Regions from separate parts of the Mus musculus genome. Here region 2 is linked to region 1. The links are chromatin contacts, found by Hi-C or POLR2A ChIA-PET in ENCODE. All regions are on one chromosome and are shown on one strand. Each heading gives the region's core, a stretch centred on a gene start or an enhancer-like site at or near the end of the contact. The rest is flanking DNA. Distances are from core to core; before and after follow the strand shown.

Region 1 (5,496 bases), core at 1,875-4,374:
GTGACCCCGTTTGCCACCTTTATATTTCAGGATTGAGCTGACCTCTGACCTCACCTCCCTGTAGCGAGTCCCCTAGTCCCGGGCCACAAATGTTCTTGCAAACCCTTGTGGTAAGGAGGTTGGTTTCGTAGACTAGCAGTGCTTTCCTTACATTGTCTGCTGTGTGTCCCCCAGCGCCACTGACGTGGTCTAAACCCCTCCTCCAACGCCTCCATAACCAATGAATGCATTTCGTCTCCTCTGAACCCATCTTGTTCTTCCTGTGCACGAGGACTCCCAGACACATAAAGAACCTTTCCCAGGGTTCCCCAAGGTCTGCTGGTATAGGTGCTAGTATGATTAAGTGGGGACCATCCTCCCTGAGCCCCGGGCTGCTATGGGGATGTGCATACATCTTGTGAGGTGCCCGATGTGGCTTTGTCTCACCCAGAGGAGAGGCAGTTGGCTGTACAATGCAGGACAGAAACCCCGAGAAGGCCTGCACTCCCTCCCATGGTGCAGGGCTGTTGATCTTCAGAGCTGGGCCTGCAGACCAAGGCTAGGGCCTCCTGTGGTCCACCCCATGCTGGTGTTAATCCAGAGGGCAGACAGGGTCATTTTTCTGAGGCTGTTTTGGAACTCCAGCGTCAGAGCTGAGGTGTTGCCACAGATCCAGCCCTGGCTGGAGAGGAGAGAGAGGGCAGGACACCCTGCCATCCTAAAGACCCCTGGGGATGGGAGCTTGGCAGCACCATGGCCCCATTCTATCCACTCAGGTTAATGCACTGTAGGCCTTGAGGGGCTGTCATACAGGAAAGCAGTTAGATCTCGAGTTTGGGGTCTGCCACTGTCCCCTGTCAGAGCTGAGGCCAAGAAATGAAAAGGCAAAGTCGCTTCTATGTCATTTACAAAGACAGCAGACTCCCCACTGCCTGAGGACCTTCTTCTCCAAGTCTTTGGGAGTCTCTAGACCACCCATGACTCGCTCTGCTGTTGACACTCAAGGCTGTTCTGTGAGCTGCAGAGTGTGCCAAGGAGCTGCTCCGAGTGAAGAAGGAGTCCCTGACTCGCCCTCTGCACAGAGAAGTCCTCACTGTGTGCAGGAGGGACTGGTTGAGGTCCCAGCAGGGCCTGAGTTCATTTCATTCCATTGCCCCAACCCAGCATGCTTCCTGTGGCTCTCCCACGCCCATCTCACCTGACATCTGCTTGCTCCCTCCCAGCCCTGCACGCAGGCCCAGCCGGAGGGGCATCCCCTGACCACACCTCTGTGCCACATCTGATGCTGGGGGTTGCAGAGGCTGCTCAGGTTGGCTTCACCCTTCTGTCTCTGGCTTTTAGAAAAACGATAGCTACATGACAGATCTGGACCCAACGGGATTTGGGGAACGGCTCTAGAACTGTCCCCTGAAAAATAGCACCAGTGTATTTGCTAGCTCAGAGAACAAAGGTGCCTGCTGCCAACCCTGCTCAGGCCTGCCGCCCTGAGTCTGAGCCTCAGACTAGTTCGATAAAAGGGGAGAACCAAGTGGTATGGATTGTCCCCCAAGTTCCACATGCACACAAAACAAATACAAATGTAATTGATAATAATAATAATAATGAAACCGTTCATCTACATTACCATCAAACTAATGAACCACTCTCTCAAGCTGGCAGGCTGCCCGTCAGACCTGTCCCTACCAGCACAATGCCTCTTTCTGCTTCTAGGCTGATAAACAGGCAAGCAAGCACCTTGTTAGCAGGTAAATGGTGCACTCTCTCCCTCTCACTTTGAATCATTAGCTGGGCCACCGCAGCTGCGCCTAGGGCCCAGCTCTGCGGCAGCGCTCTGCTCTGTTCTCCTCAGGCTTGATCACACTCCTCAGGGAGCAGCACTGAGCAAGCTGGATGCCCCAAATGGGTTCTCCTACCATCCCAACTGAGACTTTCTGCCCCTGGATCTGCTCAGACAAAACTCCTGTCCAGAGCCTGGGAAGTGAGAAGGCAGTAACCGCTTAAATCTCTGCTGCTCTGCACGCTAACCTTTTTAAATTCCCTCTGGGTGGGCACGCACACTCCTCCCCTGCTCCCCACATTGGCTCTGACCCTGCCGCTCTCCGAAGCTTCCCTCAGTGTGCCTGGGCTCATTGGATGGCAGACTTTTGCTCTCCCAGGCCAAGAAGCCTGGCTGGCTTTGCTTTTTAGCAGGATATCCCACCTGCTGGTCCCAGAGAGAGAGAGGAACCCAGCTTGTACACTAAGCTTGTGCTGCCAGCCCGGGCCAGGCCCCTCACTGCTGTGCCTGACTGTCTGTAGGTCTGTTATCTTTTCACTCATGGAAATAGACAGGACCCAAGAAGAGGGTTTTGTATGACATGTTAGGGCAGTTAGAAAAGTGGGGACCCCCACCCCCAGCCTTACCTTAAGAGTTCAGGCTCTTCCTGCATAACGGCTGAAAGCATGCAATAACTCCAGCTTCCAGGAGAGGGCGCCAAAGGCACACAATCAGACCTCGGGCCTTCAGAGAGTCAGAGAGTTGGCCAGGCTTTTGGCCCTTCTGGGGAACCTGCAGGGTTAGGTTCAGAGCCCTCACAGCAGACGAAGACCCAGGCAGCAGGAAGCAAAAAAAAAAAAAAAAAAAAAAAAATTATCTAAGGCAATAGGAATTCCATCAGTGTGACCACACAGCCAAGGCTTAGCAAGCTCACTGAACATCGTCTCTGTTTCTCAGAAGCTGAAAGTGGCAGAGGGACAGCTGGCTTTGGCTGTGGGGGGGGACTAACAGAGCTGTGTCCCTGCAACATATGAGGAGCAAACTGCTGGTCTAAGAAAGCAGCAGAGCCTACCATGGCCTCTGCAATTCCAAACATCTTCCTTCTCGTCCCTGTGCCCACCCTCCTGTCCTGTGCTGCTTCTGAAATCGACTGAACAAAATACATGATCTCTCTCTCCCTGTTTCTCTTTACAGAACTGAAGAATAATGAAGGTGTCCTTAGCCTCTTCCTGAAAGCTTTCCTTCCTTTTGACATCCTAAAAGCTTGAGAGATTTAAAAAAAAAACAAAAACACCCCCCCCCCCCCGAGGAGCCAATGCAGGCTGGGGTGCGTCCCTGGGCTAGCAAGATCCTGGGCATGGCCTTGTCTCTGTCCTCCTCAGAGGAGGAAGCTTGCCAGCAGTATGGGCTCAGGCTTTGAGCTTTTCTTACCAGCCATGTTTGCTCCCCACAGCCTTTGTGCCCCCCCCCCACACCCTGTTCCCACAATCCCTCTGTGTTTTTGTTCTCACTGAAGCCAAACCACCAGATTTGAGAAGTAATAGACAAAGGAAGTGAAGTCCACTGGTACTCACGGGTGGTCACCCACACTCACACACACACACACACACACACACACACACACACTCACACACACACACACACACACACACACACACACACACACACTCACACACACTCACACACACACACACACTCACACACACACACTCACACACACACACTCACACACACACACACACACACACACACACACACACATGTGGGGCTGGGGCACTTTCCTCTCAGGCCGGAATGACTCATGTCAGGCATTAGCTTTAATAGGGCCTCCGTTTTGTGCTCCCACCCCCACCACAGGAGTCTCGGGTCCAACCCTCTCAATACTAAGAAGCCTTCCCAGTAGTGTTCTTACCGGCTCAGCCCAGTCTCCACTTCTGCGTGCAGAAGCAATGACAGTATTAGCCTCCAGGAGACTTCTGGGCCGTGCATTTTCTAAGTTTTTTTTTTTTCTAGATGGCTTAGAACCTCAGCAGATACTCACTCACCGTTCCCAGGTTAGGTTTTTTTAGAATTTTATATTTGATAGTATTTATACCAAATGACTTGGAAGTCATAGACTTGTTGGTGAAAACGTTTTTTTCTAAAGCACTAGTTTTTTTTTGTTTTTTTTTGTTTTTTTTTTAAGAAGACTTCCTATTTAACAGAAGCCTGGAAAATGTCCAGCATCAACTCCTAAGCCGTGTATTCCCGACGGTCTCCTCCCTGATAACTCGGGTTCCGGGCTTAGGGCTGAACAGACGACAAAGCAGCTGTACACACACAAACTGTGCACACACACACACTGCCTTAGCTAGACACAGAGCCACATGACCAACAGTCACACTCAACTGTCCCTAAACAGCAATAGCCAAGTCCCTGCCTATGCTGGGATCTCCTCCACATAGAATAGCGATTTCCTCTGGATATGGTTAGCTAGGCTTGTGTGGAACCTGAGCATGGCTTGTGGGCAGCAAGGCCCTGGCACTGCTGGCGGCTTGGCTCCCTGTGTTCAGCCTGTGTTCAGGCCAATAAACATCGAGTAGAGAACCTTGGTTACCGTGTGTTTCTTCAGTTTGCTTTTTTTCTTTCTTTTCTTTTTTTTTTTTAAATCTTTAGAAACAATGGGCATAAGTTTAAGCCTTCCCTCATTTTGATGTCTTGGACAATCCCAGCAGAGTATGGAGCCCTATGCACACCTGATTGAAAATACACATCCCAGGGCTGGAGACATGGCTCTTGGGCCCAGAGCATTTGTTCTTGCAGAGGAGATGGGCTCAGTTCCCAGCATCCAGATGATGATTCACAGCCATCCGTAATTCTAGCCTCAGGGGATCCAGTTCCCTCTTCTGACCTCCGAGGGCCCCAGGCAAACACATGATACATATACATGCGTGTAGGTGAAACTCCCATACACATAAAAATAAGGATAAATAAATAAATGCCATGGCCCTATAAGTAGGGGGTACTGGTAGCATCAGCTGTGATCGCAGTATCTGCAGGCAGATTTTACGTAGCGAATTCCAGGCTAGCAAAGTCTACATAGTTAGACCCTGTCTCAACAACCCTGCCTCCAAAATGAACTCTAAAAATTAATAATGGTAATAATAATAATAATAACAATTATTATTATTATTATAAATACACAGCCATCATGGCTGCCAAAACCTTACGGACATTCATTAAGGGACTGTGCTAACCATGCACCTGACAGTGATTTCATCCACGGCTCTGGGGGGGCATCCTCTCTGTTCACCATACCCATTCTTCACATAGTAGGGTTCAGAGTGCAGCCTACATGGCCCCTCTTCCGTTTACAGCAGAACTGATGACAGACCTAGTTTGTCCAGAGAAAGGAGGGTAGGAATCGGGACATCTGTTAATCCAACTGCTAGAAGCCACTGTGGACAGAAAACCATTGATTGAGTGGAGGGTGGAGGGTGGAGGTGAGAACTCACAGCAGAAGGAATGTCATTGAAAGCACAAGAGCCTGGCACACTAGCATGCTGGCACCTGCCTTTGATCCCGGCACTCCAGAGGCAGAAGCAGAGGCAGAGGCAGGTGATCTCTGCAAGTTTGAGGCCAGCCTGGTCTGCAAAGCAAGTTCTAGGATAGCCAGGATTTTACAAAGTGAAAACCATAGCCTAAGACCTGACACATCAGGACCACCCCTCCAGATAATCCAGTTGGCAAAAGCTTTGTGGAGACATGCTCAGTTATGACGG
Region 2 (6,315 bases), core at 2,141-4,640, 45 kb before region 1:
TGTAAAGAGTGTGTGTATAGCTTAACTTCATAACTCTACAATGTATACATACATTGTACATAGAGATAAACATGTGCGACTCTTGTCAATTCAAAGTTTTGGTTTTCTCCTATAAGAGAACCCAGAGTTAGATGAGGTACACTTGGTTAATCCCAGCACTCAGGAGGCAGAAGCAAGAGGATCTCTGTGACTTTAAGACCAGTCATTTTGAGGTCAGCCTGGTTTATGGAGTGAGTTTCAGGACAGCCAAGGGTACACGAGAAACCCTGTGTCGAAAAACCAAAGTAAGTAAGTAAATCAATCAATCAATCAATAAATAAGACAAGCCAGGGTTACAGAGTGGGACCCTGCTAACCACAAAACAACCGCCCCCTGCCTAGTTTGTCCAGTATCTCAGCAGGGGGTAATGCCAGGTTGACAGAGGCCTCATTGTCACCTTCCTGGCAACAGAGTCTTGGAGAGCCTCTGAGAGAATGCTGAATTCTTTGATGTAAGTTATTGGAAAGAGGAGGAAAGAGAAAAAAGGAAACCCTGAAGCCAGGCCTGATGCTACAGGTTTCTAAGTTTATCACTAGGGAGGTGTAGATACCTGAAGTTCAAGGTTATCTTGTATTATGCTACAAGCTCCACGCCAGACAAGAGAGGAGGCAATTGGAGGGAGAGAGGTTGTATATGTGCATGTATTTAGTACATTTCCAGCTACAAATCCAAAGTACTACAGACCTGTGAAGTTTTCATTTTCTATGTCTAAACAGCATAAAAATCTTTTTTTGTTTTGTTTTGTTTTTTTGAGACAGGGTTTCTCTGTATAGCCCTGGCTGTCCTGGAACTTACTCTGTAGACCAGGCTGGCCTTGAACTCAGAAATTCACCTGCCTCTGCCTCCCAAGTGCTGGAATTAAAGACGTGCGTCACTACTGCTCAGCTTCAGCATAAAAATCTTTGTTTTTTTTTTTTTTTTTTTTCTTTTTGTTGTTTTTCGAGAAAGGGTTTCTCTGTATAGCCTTGGCTGTCCTGGAACTCACTTTGTAGACCAGGCTGGCCTCAAACTCAGAAATCCGCCGCCTCTGCCTCCGAGTGCTGGCATTAAAGGCGTGCGCCACCACGCCCAGCTTCAGCATAAAAATCTTAAAGCTTCTGATGAAATTATAAATTGAGAATGAGATTACAAAGCCTCAAAAATCCAATGTTTCAACAACTACAGCACTGTTCAGGATTAGAACATGATTTTGACAAGACTTGCATGCATATTGAGCCAGAAGCACTATACTGCCTGCATAGCCATGATCTTAGTAAAGAACCTGGGGTCACAGAGCTAACTTGCTGAACGTAGCAAAGCATCCCAGTTCTGAAGCCAGGCTTTCAATCCCAAAGCCTCCTAATTCTACAGAAGACCTTTAGTCATCATCGTAAAAGAATTTACCATCACGCTTATTTATTTTGGGATTCACGGCATGCACCCCCATGCCTGCTCTGTAACTTTATTACTACATTTTAAAATTTATGTTTGTATGGTAGGAGAGTGTTCTCCTGCGTGGAAGACACATGAAAACCTGCAGGAGCTGGTTCTCTTCTTCCACCACGTAGGTTCTGAGGATTAATCCACGTACTCTGGGAGGTATGGGTCTGTATCTACTGATCTACCTGGGTGGCTCAAACCTCAGAAAAAGAGAGACAGATTTGACACAATCATGGCTACTCTTCAGTTACAACATGTTATTGCTGGTTTTCCTGAGATGGATGGAACTATGACATGCAAAATAAAGTCATGCACACAGTACAATACCTGGTATATCCACTGCCATGAAAATCTGTGCTATTTAAGCTCCTGATGACAGTTTGCTGTGTGGAAGATAAAACTAATCAACAAAAATGTCTTGCCATCTCCCTCCCCGCAGGAAAGTCTAAATACTCAAAAAAAATGTTATGATCCACACCTCTCACCCAAGCCCACCATGAGAGGAGAAAAAAACCGACTCAATTGCCGCAGAAGATATACTCGAGATGGGGAAACAGATAATCAACTGTACCCACAAGCCACCCAAGCACTAAATACAGAGTTTAACATTCACAAAAATTAAAGTAACTATGGTCCATACTCAAATTGCAAGCCGCATCTGAGTATTAAACGAAAGTGTTTAACACCACGTAAACGCGAAATATCTGATACACAAAATTAAGAAAACGAGAAAGGGTAGGCTGAAAAACAGGAGGTGCAATCTTGGCGTGGTAGCGGACATAAACGTTTATTGTCACAGCTGGAATGCATTCAGACGGGCATTCAAAGGAAGGAGTACAGATTCCAACTCACCGCCACATTTCCACAAGTCTGAAAGGCGGTGAACATAAACATAAAGGCAACTCCTAAAATAACGATGTTGAAAAGCTTTTTAGACTCCGGGGACATTTTGGCTCCGCTTGCTCAGAGGCCAGCAGCGGCCCAGGACAGTCACCTCTTCTCCTCCAGTCGAACCCCCTGACAGCCCTGAGGGAAGAAACCAGATGAGAGAACCACGAAGCCAGACTGCCGATTTCCAATCTTGGGATGGGAATCGTGGGTTTAAGGGAAATCTCTCCCCACCGGTACAGTCGGGACCCTCCGGGGACGCGACCGAGTGCAGAGGAGACCCGGGGTCTACCCGCCGCAACTCCAGTTGCAGGGAACGGGATCCGGGGCAAGGACGAGCAGTAGCAGCTGCTGGGGCCCGCCCTCCCGGCCTGACTCACAGCAGATCACGAGACCGGTCAGCTGACCAGAGTCTGGTCGCAGCGCCCGCCGGGAAATGTAGTCCCGGCGCCCCGTGGGGGGAGGGGAGGGTACGGCCGCACGCTGTGGCTAGCGCGTACTTTAGGTCTACACTACCCGTCCCTTCGTAGAGAGCAAAGGCCCCGAGAAGTGAAACCAAGGCAGCGAGCCTCAGTCAGGAGCGGCGGGAGAGGGGAACGTGAGGTGGCCCCGGGACACAGAGAGGCAAAAGAGAGCGCAAGAACCGGCTCTGACAGGCGGGACTGAAGGCTGGGCGGAACGGCGCGTGGAGCCCGGGCATTGGCGTGGGGAAGGGGCGGGGCTCTGGTGGGGCGCGCTTCCTCTTTCTCCCTCCATAGAGCCTCGTTCTTCCCCTTCCCCGCGCTCTCGCGGACGCACCCACGGTAGAGCATTTGGCGGGCTTTCTAACTGCCTTCTCTGGCTGCTCCCCCGCCCCACCGCAGTGACTGCGCGCTTTCCGCCCGCCCGCCGCGCGGTGCGCAGGCGCACCTGGGAGGGGCGGGGCGCGCGGCGGCGACGTTACGCAACACGGCCGAATGGGCCAATCAGGAGATTCATTTCCGGGTGGCGCGGGCGCCATTTTGTAAGGGTGGGTATAAATGCGCGCTGGGGCCCGCCCGCTCGCTTAGTTGCTGCTCAGGCGTCCGTCAGGTTCGGGTGCTCTGCGGCGGCCTTGCGGCTCCCTCCCTACCCACGAGGACTGTAGCTACCGAGCGCCTGACGGAGCTGCGTTTCCGGAGAGCGAGGGCCTGTCCGGGGCGTTAGGGTCTCGGCGCCGCTTCGCAGCCATGAGCTACGGCCGCCCGCCTCCCGATGTGGAGGGCATGACCTCCCTCAAGGTGGACAACCTGACCTACCGCACCTCGCCCGACACCCTGAGGCGCGTCTTCGAGAAATACGGGCGCGTCGGCGACGTGTACATTCCGCGGGACCGCTACACCAAGGAGTCCCGGGGCTTCGCCTTCGTCCGGTTCCACGACAAGCGCGACGCCGAAGACGCCATGGACGCCATGGACGGGGCGGTGCTCGACGGCCGCGAGCTGCGGGTGCAGATGGCGCGCTACGGCCGCCCGCCCGACTCGCACCACAGCCGCCGGGGCCCGCCACCCCGTCGGTACGGCGGCGGCGGCTACGGGCGGCGGAGCCGCAGGTGAGCGGGGCCCGGGGCGGAGCGGGAGGCGGACGGGCACAAAGGTACGCGGAGCACGTGGAGCCAGCCCCTCCCTCGCGGCCGGGGTGGCAGCAGGGCCGGGCCACTCCGTGCGAGACCCCGCCTCGCGGCAAGGGAAATGGCGCCTGGCAGCCAGATAATGGCGGCGGGGCGGGCGGGGCGGGACCGGCGGCCTGCAAGCTCACCCTGTCGCTTCGTTCACGTCCCACTCGCAGCCCTCGGCGACGCCGGCGCAGCCGATCTCGAAGCCGGAGTCGGTCCAGGTCGCGAAGCCGCTCCCGCTACAGCCGCTCCAAGTCTCGGTCCCGCACTCGCTCGCGCTCCAGATCAACCTCCAAGTCCAGATCTGCCCGAAGATCCAAGTCCAAGTCCTCCTCCGTCTCCAGATCCCGCTCGAGGTCAAGGTCCAGGTCGCGATCGAGAAGCCCTCCGCCCGTGTCGAAGCGAGAGTCCAAGTCTAGGTCGCGGTCCAAGAGCCCACCCAAGTCTCCAGAAGAAGAGGGAGCAGTTTCTTCCTAAGAAAATGGTAATGTCTGCGGGAATCTGAGACACGCCCTAACTCCCGTGGGGTATGGAGTAGGTTTTTTGAGCCTTGTTAGCATAAAGACTCCTGGTGTTAAGAGTACTACTGCTCTGAAGTTACTCAGCTTTGGGAGTGATGCTGAAGAGGGGTCTGCAGAGAGGATTGTGTAAAGCTTAGATAGTAATGGCTGTTTCATGCTGTTTGAGACCTATTAATGAAAATGACTATTTCTTGCTGTTTTTATCCAACGTCTGCATTTTCCCCCTTTAAAGCTGCGGTCTCCTGTTTTATCAAAGAATATTGGCCAGTATTGCAGATTTTAACTGATTTGGCTGATCCTCCAGGGACCAGTTTCTGTGGGCGTGTATTGGAGCAGGTTTGTCTTTAAATGTTAAAGATGCACTATCCTCATAGAGAAAAACATTCAGTGCAACTGTTGTTGTGCTGACTGGGACTTCTTACTCTAATGGATGTGGCAAAGGAATTGCAATTAAGAAGCAATGAACTTTTGGAACCCCAAAAGAAAGTTACAGGTATTGATCCGCACCGGGTGGGGAAAGGATAGTGTGTCTTTAACTCTAAATTGTTTGGTCCTATTTTTCTTTTTAAAGGAAAGGGCCCTAAGTAGCTGATTAAGAACATCCTCAACTGCCAAACGTTTCATTTTCAAACATCTTACAAAGTGTAGACTAATTTCTGATAGCAAGTTTTTGTTTGGAAACAGCCCCACCCTGCCCCCCTACCTTTTTTTTCTTTTAACCCTCCCTTGCCTCCTTTTTTTTCCCCCTTTTTTCTTTCTTTCTTTTTTTTTTTTTTTTTTTTTTTTTTTTGGTCTTGGTTATTTGGCCAAGAATCACATATATCCGAACATGCTGGTGGTACCCTTTGGAAAAACTCCCATTTGGGCCTTTAAAAAAACTGATAATGGCCAGGTGGAACCTTCTGTAACCTACTTGTTTCACCAGAGCCTTAGTAAGTACATGCCTGATAATGAAACCATGTGCACTTTGGAACCTTTTTAGTAGTGGAAAGTAAGCTGAACCTCTTTCTTTTCAAACCTAGATGAATCGGCAAGCGGCTTAACAGAGGACATTGGGGGAAAGGACCACAAACTCAGTCCATCGGTCCATGGAAGAGTCCTTGGAACAAGCAACTGGCTATTAAAAAGGTTATTTTGTAACATTTGTCTAACTTTTTACTTGTTTTAATCTGCCTCAGGTGGCAAACTTCATTTTATGTGCCATTTTGTTGCTGTTATTCAAATTTCTTGTAATTTAGTGAGGTGAGCGACTTCAGATTTCATTATTGGATTGGATATTTGAGGTAAAATTTCATTTTTGTTTATAGTGCTGACTTTTTTGTTTGAAATTAAACAGATTGGTAACCTAATTTGTGGCCTCCTGACTTAATAAGGAAACATGTACAGCCATTACATACAGCCTAAAGCTGTCAGCAGAATGACTCAACATTGCCTTCACTTCTTAATAATTAAAAACCTATGAAAGTTGGTGTAATTTGTTCATATATGTTATTTACCTTCAGGTCTATATGATAATCTGAACCCAAATTTGTATAAAGACTTTTCAGGTGAAAAGACTTAATTTTTTTTTTAAAGGATTGTTTACCCAACACAATTCTAATCTCTTCTCTTATGTATTTTTGTGCACTAGGCGCAGTTGTGTAGCAGTTGAGTAATGCTGGTTAGCTGTTAAGGTGGCGTGTTGCAGTGCAGAGTGCTTGGCTGTTTCCTGTTTTCTCCTGATTGCTCCTGTGTAAAGATGCCTTGTCGTGCAGAAACAAATGGCTGTCCAGTTTATTAAAATGCCTGACAACTGCACTTCCAGTCACCCGGGCC

What was found. A loop is a pair of places that touch in the nucleus more often than their neighbours do. ChIA-PET counts read pairs that join two places held with the same protein, here RNA polymerase II (POLR2A).
Region 2: a map of heart shows a loop between it and region 1 (2.3-fold over the local background). The contact joins the promoter of Srsf2 here to the enhancer-like site in region 1. A Hi-C loop is called at or near these places in 1 of 37 maps with a recorded cell type or tissue (heart). POLR2A ChIA-PET finds 5 or more read pairs at or near these places in 2 of 5 experiments (Patski and embryonic stem cell).

What each region holds. Positions count from the first base shown.
Region 1 is chr11:116,805,402-116,810,897 of GRCm38, reverse strand. All of the region lies in intron 3 of Mxra7 (matrix-remodelling associated 7), which reads left to right. Among named protein-coding and RNA genes, the nearest start is that of Mxra7, 20 kb to the left of the region's middle. Within about 2 kb of position 3,124, at least 2 of the 3 ENCODE cell types and tissues checked have a DNase peak (open chromatin) inside an H3K27ac peak, as active enhancers do; they include heart, where a contact is called at or near this core.
Region 2 is chr11:116,850,169-116,856,483 of GRCm38, reverse strand. Srsf2 (serine and arginine-rich splicing factor 2) reads left to right here and starts at 3,390. Exons shown (of 3, transcript NM_011358.2): 1 at 3,390-3,916; 2 at 4,153-4,463; 3 at 5,523-6,315. The coding sequence starts at 3,555. The coding sequence ends at 4,456. It overlaps Mfsd11 (major facilitator superfamily domain containing 11), which reads right to left and starts at 2,484. Exons shown (of 13, transcript NM_178620.4): 1 at 2,311-2,484; 2 at 1,786-1,841. The coding sequence starts at 2,406.